2 separate regions of the Homo sapiens genome follow, and region 2 is linked to region 1. A link is a contact called in ENCODE Hi-C or POLR2A ChIA-PET data. All regions are on one chromosome and are shown on one strand. Each heading gives the region's core, a stretch centred on a gene start or an enhancer-like site at or near the end of the contact. The rest is flanking DNA. Distances are from core to core; before and after follow the strand shown. Region 1 overlaps PRKG1 (protein kinase cGMP-dependent 1). Region 2 overlaps PRKG1 (protein kinase cGMP-dependent 1).

What was found. Hi-C counts contacts between places; a loop is a spot of excess contacts on that map. ChIA-PET counts read pairs that join two places held with the same protein, here RNA polymerase II (POLR2A). Pooled maps may share reads with other maps.
Region 2: a map of gastrocnemius medialis shows a loop between it and region 1 (6-fold over the local background). The contact joins two enhancer-like sites. A Hi-C loop is called at or near these places in 1 of 168 maps with a recorded cell type or tissue (gastrocnemius medialis) and 2 of 50 pooled maps. POLR2A ChIA-PET finds 5 or more read pairs at or near these places in 2 of 52 experiments (PC-3 and activated T-cell).

Annotation. Positions count from the first base shown.
Region 1 is chr10:52,069,340-52,074,800 of GRCh38, forward strand. The region is part of intron 7 of PRKG1 (protein kinase cGMP-dependent 1); the gene reads left to right. Among named protein-coding and RNA genes, the nearest start is that of PRKG1-AS1, 240 kb to the right of the region's middle. Within about 2 kb of position 2,677, at least 3 of the 41 ENCODE cell types and tissues checked have a DNase peak (open chromatin) inside an H3K27ac peak, as active enhancers do; they include gastrocnemius medialis, where a contact is called at or near this core.
Region 2 is chr10:52,124,689-52,129,946 of GRCh38, forward strand. The region is part of intron 7 of PRKG1 (protein kinase cGMP-dependent 1); the gene reads left to right. Among named protein-coding and RNA genes, the nearest start is that of PRKG1-AS1, 190 kb to the right of the region's middle. Within about 2 kb of position 3,548, at least 2 of the 41 ENCODE cell types and tissues checked have a DNase peak (open chromatin) inside an H3K27ac peak, as active enhancers do; they include gastrocnemius medialis, where a contact is called at or near this core.

The DNA of each region.
Region 1 (5,461 bases), core at 1,427-3,926:
GGCCAACATGATGAAACACTGTCTCTACTAAAAATACAAAAATTATCCAGTTGCGATGGCACAAGCCTGTAATTCCAGCTACTCGGGGGGCTGAAGTAGGAGAATCACTTGAACCCAGGAGGTAGAGGTTGCAGTGAATGAGATCACACCACTCTCCTCCAGCCTGTGAGCCTGAGTGAGACTCCATCTCAAAAACAAAAAAGAAAAGATAAAACAATAAAATTATAGTACAGAAATTAAGTACTGGATATGGATTTTAATATTTTTCCATATTTGAATTTGATTATTATTTATTTATATAGAAGTAAAATGTTATGAAAACTATTCAAGCTGCTTTTGTATCCCACCCGCGTACTTCCTCTCCTTCCCAATATCACCATTCTGAAGCTTATTGTATGCATCCTCATTGCTCATGTGTCTATAAATATGTCTATAATTTATTGTGTATATATGTATTCATATTTGTATTTAAAATTTTACCCATGTGAAATATTATTCTGTTTCATTCTCGGTCAATATATTATTTTTTTCTTTTCCTTCTATTGTCATAGGCATTGCACTTATGTCATTCCTTCGTTTAGAAGTTTTACCTTCTTCTATTTTAATGATTATAACCTTTATATGTTAATATGTATATTTAACATGTAACACTAATCAATAGCTCTATTCCTCTCTTGAATAATAATATAATATTAAGTGTGTTAAACTCCAAATTAATTACTCCTACCAATCTTCTAGGTAGTTTTCTACTGGTCCCCAAATATTAATCATTATTATTACTGTATTTTTTCAGACACAACCAAAACCTAATTATTTAACATTTATCAACTCGTTTACAAATTCCTTTGCCCACTATTGCTCCTGTAACCCACCTCATTTCTTTTAGATTTATTCTTTGAAGAGATGATTGGTTTATACCTTCTGCCCTTGCCTACACATGAGTGAATTTTGGGTTAGGTGTAAATATCTAGGTCAAATTTCATTTGAAGTGTTATTACATTGTCTTCTGACATTCATGTTCTGCAGCCAGTCAAATCACCATTCCTTTGTAGGTAAACTGTCTCTCTGGTAGCTGTTTCTGTCTTTGACATTATGCATTTTTGCTATAATTAATGTAGGTACAGATATATTTATCAATAAATGAAGAATAAAACTCTGTGCATCTCCTTTTGAGAATGCAGTTTTTTTTCAATCCTAGAAAATTCTCAGCATTATTTCTGCATATATTCTTTCCCCCGCTTTCTCTTTTCTCTCATTTTGTAACTTTTAGTGGCCTAGACCTAACCTCATCATCATATGTCCTTACCTCCTTATTCACATTTGAATCTTCTTTCTCTGTGTCATTCGGTGCTACATTTTTAATAGAAGCTGGGCAGATTGTCTCAGATGGTCATGCCATTCTCTACTTCTTCCTTCAATTGTATCAAGTCTTCAGTTCAATTAATACACTGAGTAGGTTCCAATGACTATTTTATAAAAGTAATTTTAGAAGTTCTACTTGGTGCATCAAAGTGCTTAGGAGTGTGAGCTCTGAAATGAGACTTCTTGGGTTCAAACCCCAGCTCCATTGTTTATGAAATGTGTGATCTTGTTGATGTTCATCTCTGTTTCAGCTTCATGGTTTGTAAAAGTAGAATAATAGTGCTTGCCACATAGGGTCAAGGTGATTAATAGGCCAAATAATGTATATAGTATGTATGCATGTTAGAATAATGTCTGGCATATACTAAGTGTTTGATAAATGTGAGGTATTATTGCCATTATTTTATTATTTTTAAATATCTTTTTTCTTTTCCTTTATTTATTCATATTTTTAATTTTGATTCAGAAGGTACATGTGCAGGTTTGTTACATGGGTGTACTGTGTGATGCTGAGGTTTAGGCTTCTAATACTCCCATGGCCCAAGTAGGGAACATAGTACCTAAAAGGTAGATTTTCAACCCTTGCCTCCATCTCTGCCTCCCCTCTTTTCAACTCTCTAGTGTCTATTGTTCCCATGATGGTGTTCACATGAACTCAATGTTCAGCTCCCACTTATAAGTGAAAACATGTGTATTTGGCTTTCTGTTTCTGCATTAACTGGTTTAGGATAATGGCCTCCAGCTGCATCCTATGTTGCTGCAATGGACATCTTAAATATCTTTTACATTGTTTCTTATATCATCTTTTTTTGCTGTATGTCTTCAGAAATTATTTTTAGAATGTCAAATTCTTTGAAACTTTCTGTTAGTTTCACTTTTGGGGTGCACATTCTTCCATTTGTCACTTCCACCAACTTTCCTTCCGTGTGTGGTTTAGTATAGCTGAGGTGTGCTTGTCTTGGGTGGGGGTGGGGGTGGGGTTTTTTGGTGTTTTTATTTTCTACCACATACCCATTTTCAGTGGAGTTAGTGGACTGAGGGATTGATTTTCTTGTGCTCACGTTATTGAAGCATCTCTATGTACCTATTTTATATGTTTCATATTTGCCTCTGCAAAGATACGTTTTAGCTTAATATCCCTGTAACTTGAAGATAACATTGAAAGAATTCAGTTCTTCCAGTTACAAGGCTTGGGTTTCTGTTTCTCTCAGAGAAAGACTCTTGACATTTACTTGGGCTGACAGAGAGAGTTATTTATACTGCGTGTGCCTTTTGTGTCGAAATGCTCCAGGGCTCTGGCCTTATGAAGGACTCAGTCCCAGTCGCCCTCTCCCGTGGGGCCATCACCAGGCTCCTTCACCCAGCCCTTATGACTCCTGTGCGGCTCCAGCTTGTTTCTCCAGCCTTGGGACCCTTCTCTTTCCAGCACCTGAGACTCTCAGGGTTTATTGTTTTGCTTTTTTTTTTTTTTTTTTTTTTTTTTACGTTTTTCATTTTAGTGAATATTATAATTAATTTGGTTTTTAGTGAAGATTATTCTCGTGAGGATTATAGTGAATAATCTATGGAAAAAGTAACACAATGTCTGGTGGGAATTTTTATTTCTGTTGTTCTGGATTTGTGGCTGTCCAAAACAAAACAAAACAATACAAAACAAAACAAAAAGATGCTGTCCTCTCACTTTTCTGGCCTGAGTTATTCTCCTCTTCAGGATTTATAAAGAGGAGATTAAAATAATTGATGTACTAGGTGCTATAGGAAAAGCACAGAGTATCATAGTAACATTTTTTCTCCACCCCAGAACTTTTTCCTACGGGGCAAGTCAACTTAGCTGTCACACAAGTATCTCACATATCCCTTGGACAAAAGTAAACTCATTTTCTTTCCAACTCCAATCAAGTCTATTCTTTTTCAAGTGAATATTACATGTGTTTATCAAACCAGAAATTTGGACATTATCCTTGACTCTTTCTTCTCCTAAAATTTCCTCTCATAATAACGAATCCTGTTTGTTCTACCTCTTAAATAACTCTCAACTTCAACTCTCAATCTGCTTCTCACCACCCTCATGCCACTGTTCCTGTTAGTGCCACCATGATCTGTCTAAATTATAGGACAGCCACCTAATTGGTCTCCCTGTGTCCAGTCTTCCGCACTTTTTATCCATTCCCCTCTTTGTGATGATGACAAAGTATTTGTATTAAGTTTCTTAGTGTGGCCATAATAAATTACACAAACTGGGTGGCTAAAACAATAGCAATTTATTCTTTCACAGGTCTGTAGGCTAGACATCCAAAGTCAAAGTGTCACCAGGCCACACTCCCTTTGGAAGCTCTAGGGAGGAATCTGTTCCATGCCTCACTCCTAGCTTTTGGTGGTTCCCAGCAGTCCTTGGCATTTTTTGTCTTGGAGCTACATCACTTTAGTTTCTGTCACTGTCTTCACATGGCTGTTTTCCCTCTGCGTGTGCCTCTGTATCAAAATCTTTCTTTATGAGAACACCAGTCATTGAATGGAGGGCCCACCCTGATCCAGTATGGCAGCACCTTAACTTGATCATATCTGGAAGACCTTATTTTCAAATATAATTACATTCACAGGTTTGAGGGCTAGGGCTTCGACATATCTTTTGGGAGGGCACAAATCAACTCACTACATTCTCTAAAGCAAATCGCGTCATGCCACTTTTCTCCTCAAAGGCTTGCTCTGGCACTCCCTGTTGTGAGAGCTGCTCCCATATCATTGCCGCAGTCTCATGATCAGCTACATCCTGCTTCATTATCTATGCTGTAATCATACTGAGATCTGTTAGGTCCTCATCATCCCCATGATTTATTTCACTTTTAGGTATTCATTTGTAGTAACATTTTGTAATTCATCTGTTCTGGCATGAAAGAGTGGCTGAACTTACAACAATCTCCAAATGAGATATTAGAACCTGGAAGTCCAGCACAGCACAGGACCCAAATACATAGGCATGTAGAAGCTGACCTGTTGCTCTGAAGATGCCTGGACCCATTATATGGACCTTAATTAAAAGATACCTGTGATATAATGGCCCATTGGACTTTGATGTCAAGGAACTCATTACAGGATTAATGGAAACTGTATCCTGATTTTAGAGAAAACATAATGCATAAAAAAATTATACACACATGCAACCTCCCCTTCATATCTCAAATTATTGATATTTGTATGGGAGCGCCTTAGCATTTGGACTAGACTACTTCCACAATAATCAAGATTATTTAATAAACAAAATTTGAATCCTTCCTCTGAACTTCTCTGAACACCTTCACCTGAAACATACAGTTAGTTGTACAAAAAAATTATTGTTGCTGTTGTTTGAATTTACTTAATAATCTTGCTAATGTTTTAGTGTGTACCTTAGACTCAAGTATGCCTAAATTCTTGATTTAGCTCATTATAATAGGTACAAATTATCAGTAACTGACCAGTAACTAATGTTAATAAAATACATTAGTTTTAAGTAAGTTGGGAAATTGGTTTTTTAGAAAGCTTCTGTGAAATGCAAGGAGATTTTTGAAAGAGGACTTTTCTTCTAGAGGAAAGCTAAGGGCCCGCTTACATGAATGACTGTTTATAGAAAAGGGATCAGCTTTTTATAGAAGATTGGAGAAACATCAGGGTGTCTTAGTACTTTTCCATAAAATGGTTTATTTATCTCTACTGTCTAAAATGTAAGGTCATTTTCCGTGGTGGAAATTGAGCTACTTATAAAAACAATTCAGTCTCTCATTGTTACTCTACAACATGTCATTCAGACAAATAATTCCCTTCAGGTGCCACAAGATAAGAAAAAATAATGTAAATTTGAAAATCGCTTCAAAAATGGACATAAAAATGTTTCACTTGGAGTTAATTTTCTTGCTAATGAACTCAGCCGGTGTTTTGTGTCTCTGTCATTCTCATTCCTTCCAAGTCTAAATGATTGCTTCTTAATTTTTCCTTTATACAATTGTTAATAAATCATGACTTGCTATAAATCATACTTTGGACAGGCAACAAAGATTTTAATTGGCTAGATTCACTGTCATTACACTAATCACTTCTGATGCCTACAAAAGAAATGCTTTAA
Region 2 (5,258 bases), core at 2,298-4,797, 56 kb after region 1:
TAATTTCTTTTCTAATAATTTCTAAAATACAAACAATTCATACAGCTGTATAGAAATAGTTTCTTCTTTACATATTCTATAAGATTTTTTCTATTTTTAATTTATTGTATTTTTTACTTTTCGAAGTTTTTTTGTTAAAAATGAAGACACAAACATTCACAGTAGTGTAGGTCTACACAGGGTTGAGATCATCAATATCACTGTCTTCCACCTCTACGTCTTGTCCCCTTGGAAGGTCTTCAGGGGCAATAACACACATGGAGCTGTTATCTTCTATAACAATGCCTTTTTCTGGAATACCTCCTGAAAGACTAGCCTGAGGCTCTTTTATATTAAGCCCTTTTCTTTTTTTTAGTAAGTAGGAGTACACTCTAAAATAACAATAAAAAGCATAATGTAGTAAATACTTAAACTAGTAACACAGTCATTTATTATCATTATCAAGTACTATGCAAGGTACATAATCATATGTGCTATACTTACATATAATTGGCAGCACAGTAGGTTTGTTTAGGGCTATGATATTACTAGATGAAAGGAGTCTTTCAGCTCCATTAGAATCATGGGACTATTGTTGCATATGTGGTCTGTTTGTTGACCAAAATGTCATTGTGTGGTGCATGACTATGCATGCTTCCTGTAACACATTTCTCCTGACTGTTTATCTTAAGGACCCAAACTCCACCGTTGGGTCTTAATTTCTAATGTCCTTACAAAAGTTGTCTGTCCTAATTGCTGAATGAGATCCTCCCTATTAGTTATCTGATTGCATGCTATTTGATCAATGTTTCCATTAGAGTAGCCCTCACTTATCTGCAGGGAATATATATCCCAAGACCTCCAGTGGATACCAGAAACAGATGATCATATGGAACCCGATTGCCCTCAATTGGAACACGTTTCTGTTTGTGTCTTCCACCCACAAATGTAATGCCTTTCCTATCTTAACTAAGCACTTAACATGCACTGTGGCCATAACTTTTGCAGTTTGAATGCAACAGCAAAACTAACACAAATGTATTTTTCCTTCTTCACAATTTCACAGATAGAAGATATGTTTTCATCATAGATCTTAGCAACCTCACCATATGACCTTTTTTTCTTTCTTATCAAGTCAATAACTTTCACCTTTCATGAAAGAAGCACTTTAAGGCTTTTCTTTGGCATATCAGAATTGCCAGCATCACTACTCTTGCACTTTGGGACAGTGATGTGACAGTTGATCTGGTAACTGAGATTGCTACTAAGTGGCTAATGGTTGGGGAGCATATACAGCATGGACACACTGGAGAAAGGTAAGATTCAAGTCCACGGTGTGAGGAAGCACGACAGAGTAAGGCTTAATTAAGCTACTTAGAATGGTGTGCAATTTAAAACGTATGACTTGTTTCTGGAATTTTCCATTTAATATTTTTGGACTGAAGTTGACTGCAGGTACCTGAAGCCTAGGGTAACTGAGTGAAACTGTGGATAATGGTGAGGGGAGGTGGTGGTGGGGCAGGGGAGGGCTACTGGGTATGTTTGTGTACTAATTTGATATCTGTCTCCACTAGACTGCAAGGTCAGGCATACAAAATATATTAACCTTTGGCAAATATTTGTTAAAATAATTGCTGGTTTATTATTATTATATTCATGGGACATATAAGTACTTCATAATAAAGGTGGATTTTCTAATTTAATAAATAAAAAGAGATAAGAAGAATAAAGGGTTTGTAAGGCTATTCACCAAGATGTTAATCTTAGTTATCTCCTGGTAGATGGTGTTACAGTACTTTTTATTTTCCCCCTTTTTTTGTAATTAATATGCAAAAATACTTCTTTTTCTTTCTTTCTTTGTAGAGTTGGGGTGTTGCTACATTGCCCAGGCTGGTCTCAGACTCTTGGGCTCAAGTGATCTTCCTGCCTCAGCCTTTCATGTAGTTGGGATTACAAGTGTGTGCCGCCAAACACAGCTCTGTAGAAATATTTCTTATGTGTAAAAATTGTTCTTATCCTTTAAAAATGCTACTGAAGGATAATGGAAGTTTTATGGATGAACTGAAATAGAAGGTTCTTAGAAGAGTCAGCTGCATGTGCACAGGCATGGACAGAATTTACAGTGGTCATATTTTGAGGAAACAGTTATCTGTCACCAGTGCAGCAGAGGGTCGTCAGTATAGTGCCTGGAAAGGTGATAGATCAGACAGTTGGAGGACCTCTAACTATACATGAAAACATTGAAACATTGACATTTTTCTTGTTTTCTTTAAAAGTTCTTGTGCAAAGAGTTGACATGACTAGATTTACATTTGAAAATGTATGGCAGAGTGAGATAAGGATTAGAAGGGGGAGAGAGTAGAGGCGAGGGGATCACTTAGGAGGCCAGATCAGTGGTGCAGGGCAGAGATAGTGGTGGCCCACAGTAGATCCATACCTGTGGGAATGTGAAGGAAGGATGAATATGAGAGATAGACAGAGATAGAACCAATATGACCAAATATACACAAGAGAGATGGGGAAGAGTTAAAAAATGAATCCAATCTTTTGAGCCTAGGTGAGTGCAATAATGCTGATGCCATTTACCATGATAGGGAACCCAAGGAAAACAGTGGTTTTGAGGTTAGGAGAAAATGAGTTAGGTTTGAATCGCAGGTTGCAATGGGACTTCCAGATAGAAGTATGTAGCAGGAGAGAGGTAAAAGTTAGAAATGAAGATTTGCAAGTCACTCATGTAAAACTAATAGTTGACGTCATAGTGTTATGTGAGTTTTCCTCAATGAGAGAAAGCAGGGCTAGCAAAAAGAAAGCCCAAAACAGAATTTTGGGAAAACACCTATCATCTATGGGCTAGGGATGAAATGTCAACAAAACAAATTGAGAAGGTGGTGTCAGAAAATAATTGGGAGATTAATTTATTATATAGAAACTTAGGGAAGGGGACTACTAGAGACAAAGTATATAAAAAGGGGTCACATGCTTCCCCATGTCAGAGGGTCCTAAAGTGATGATGATCGTGATGATGACCATGATCATGATGATTGTCACTAACATTTATTGGTTGATTACTCTGTGCAAGCATGATTAGAAGGTATATAATTATTTGCATGTATTAGCTGATTGTTCACTTAGGTTGTGGGTTTTATTACAGTGTTGGAGGCATAAATCATGGTGGAAGAGCTTCAGGACTTAGTGGAAAGTGGAATTAGTGATTGACCTGATATGACTTTTCCTTAAAGCACATTTATCTGCCAAGGGATCCAATTTTCAAAAAAGCATAGTCAGATTTACCACCAACTCTACAATTCTTGTTTATAATTAATTTATTTCATTTTTTGTGGTTCTTTGATGCTTGTCATTTCCTATCAATTTTGATTATCCTACCCCTTGTAGTAAGATTGCTTTTGATTTTGAGATGAAAAGAATTTGCTTTGTGCTGTGTGAACTAAACTTAACTGGGGACATTAAACTGCTGCACATGACAGAGAGTAAAGAGCTCTGACCCCGGGATTGCTGTAAGCTCATAAGCAACTGGAGTAGTGTCGAGTTTCCATGAAGGCTGGCACTGAGAGAGTGCTGGGACTCTGTGGACAGCAGTCATGTTGCTCCAGAGCTGAAAAGGGAGAGCCCCTACTCTGACAGCTACTTTGTATCAACTATGTTCTGCTTTGGCCTCATACATTCTGTGTTTGTTCCCCTGAGGTATCAATGAACGCTAGAGTTCTCTCATAGCCATGAGACACAAGAGAATTGGTTTAGAACCAGAAGAGCCGATGTAAATTCCCTGTATGGATTATTCAGATACTGACAGTGACGCCACTTTGGGATACAGCGATGATGAAGATTCCAGTGACGAAGTTCAAAGAATATCAGAGTCAGTGCACGGAAACCTATATTTGCAAATATTTTGGGATATTTTTCATGCTCTATTGTTTCACTGAAAGGAATTTCTAACACATCTGAAAATGTTAGAAGTGGCTTAAAAAGAGGCCACTACTAAACTGCATAGCTTTGATTGTAATTACTAATTAATCAGCAGCAATTTTGTAAAAATACCTGTTAATCTGCCAAACAGTAGCTACTTTTGCAGTAGTGCTTTTTAAAGTATTTATTAACTGCACACCGAAATCAACTAATACAGAGGCACAGAACTAGATAAGCGTGAGATTTTATTTTTAGAGACAATTTGCATGTTGGATGTGGACTGTTATGTGGCTAGATATACATTTATTTATTATAAAAAAGCAAGTCTAGTGTGCTGAATGTTCAGAGGTAATGTGTGTTTGGTAAAAGTTTTTAATTAAATAAATTGAACATTATAACCCTAGTTATAAAGTTCTCTTGTGTTCAATATTTTACCAAAATGTCTTGTATTCTTCTATTAGAAATTATTAAATACCCTGATCTGTAAAAAAGTACAAATGAAAGTAAGTTCAGTTTTTAAAAAATAATGCTTTTCTCCTCTCTTTCCTTGTCCTGCTTCTAAACCGCTCTGACGTGAAATGCCCGCTAACTTGGTAGATGTTCTGTGTGAAACCAGTATCATAACATCTACTGATAAAAATACATTTAATAACCCAGATTTATTAAGACCTTTGTATTATATGAATATGTAATATTACATCTTTAAATTCAAATGATATTTGCTTTACCATGGTCCTTGGACCCATAAAAGATATAAACATACATAGTAAATCACAGTGTTGTCAGCTTCTATCATTGACATTCTCTCTTTAGAAGTTAGAAATTTCTACTATCACTCCTAAAATGAGAGATTAATACATGTCATATACTAATGTCAAGGATTAATATATATGTTAATACTAAATCAGATAGTATTTTGTCTCTATCTCTAGCAGGCTTTGAGTGCACAAGAACAGAATTTACAGACACCCTCTTAGAGAGCTACAAGCACCTTAATAATAGAAATAAAATGACACCGTCATGGCAACATGAGTTTGCCATTGAATGAGCTTGGCGATGAATAATTCTCTATTGTTAGGCAACATTATTACAAAGCAATATAGCAGGCTAGGACATAGCTATGGATGGGAATTCTAACAATTTTAAAATGAAAATGACCCTTTCATATTAGTTTTACAATTGGAAACCCATAACTCTATTAGTGCTGGTTCTATTAACAAGTAAATATAATTTTCATAATGATGGACAGTGAATACTTACTGCTCAAAGGTTATTCAACATTTTAATGAATGTTGAGTTTAAATCTGATAGCAAAGCATATAAGCAGCCTACTGTTGTGGAAAGAACATGACTTT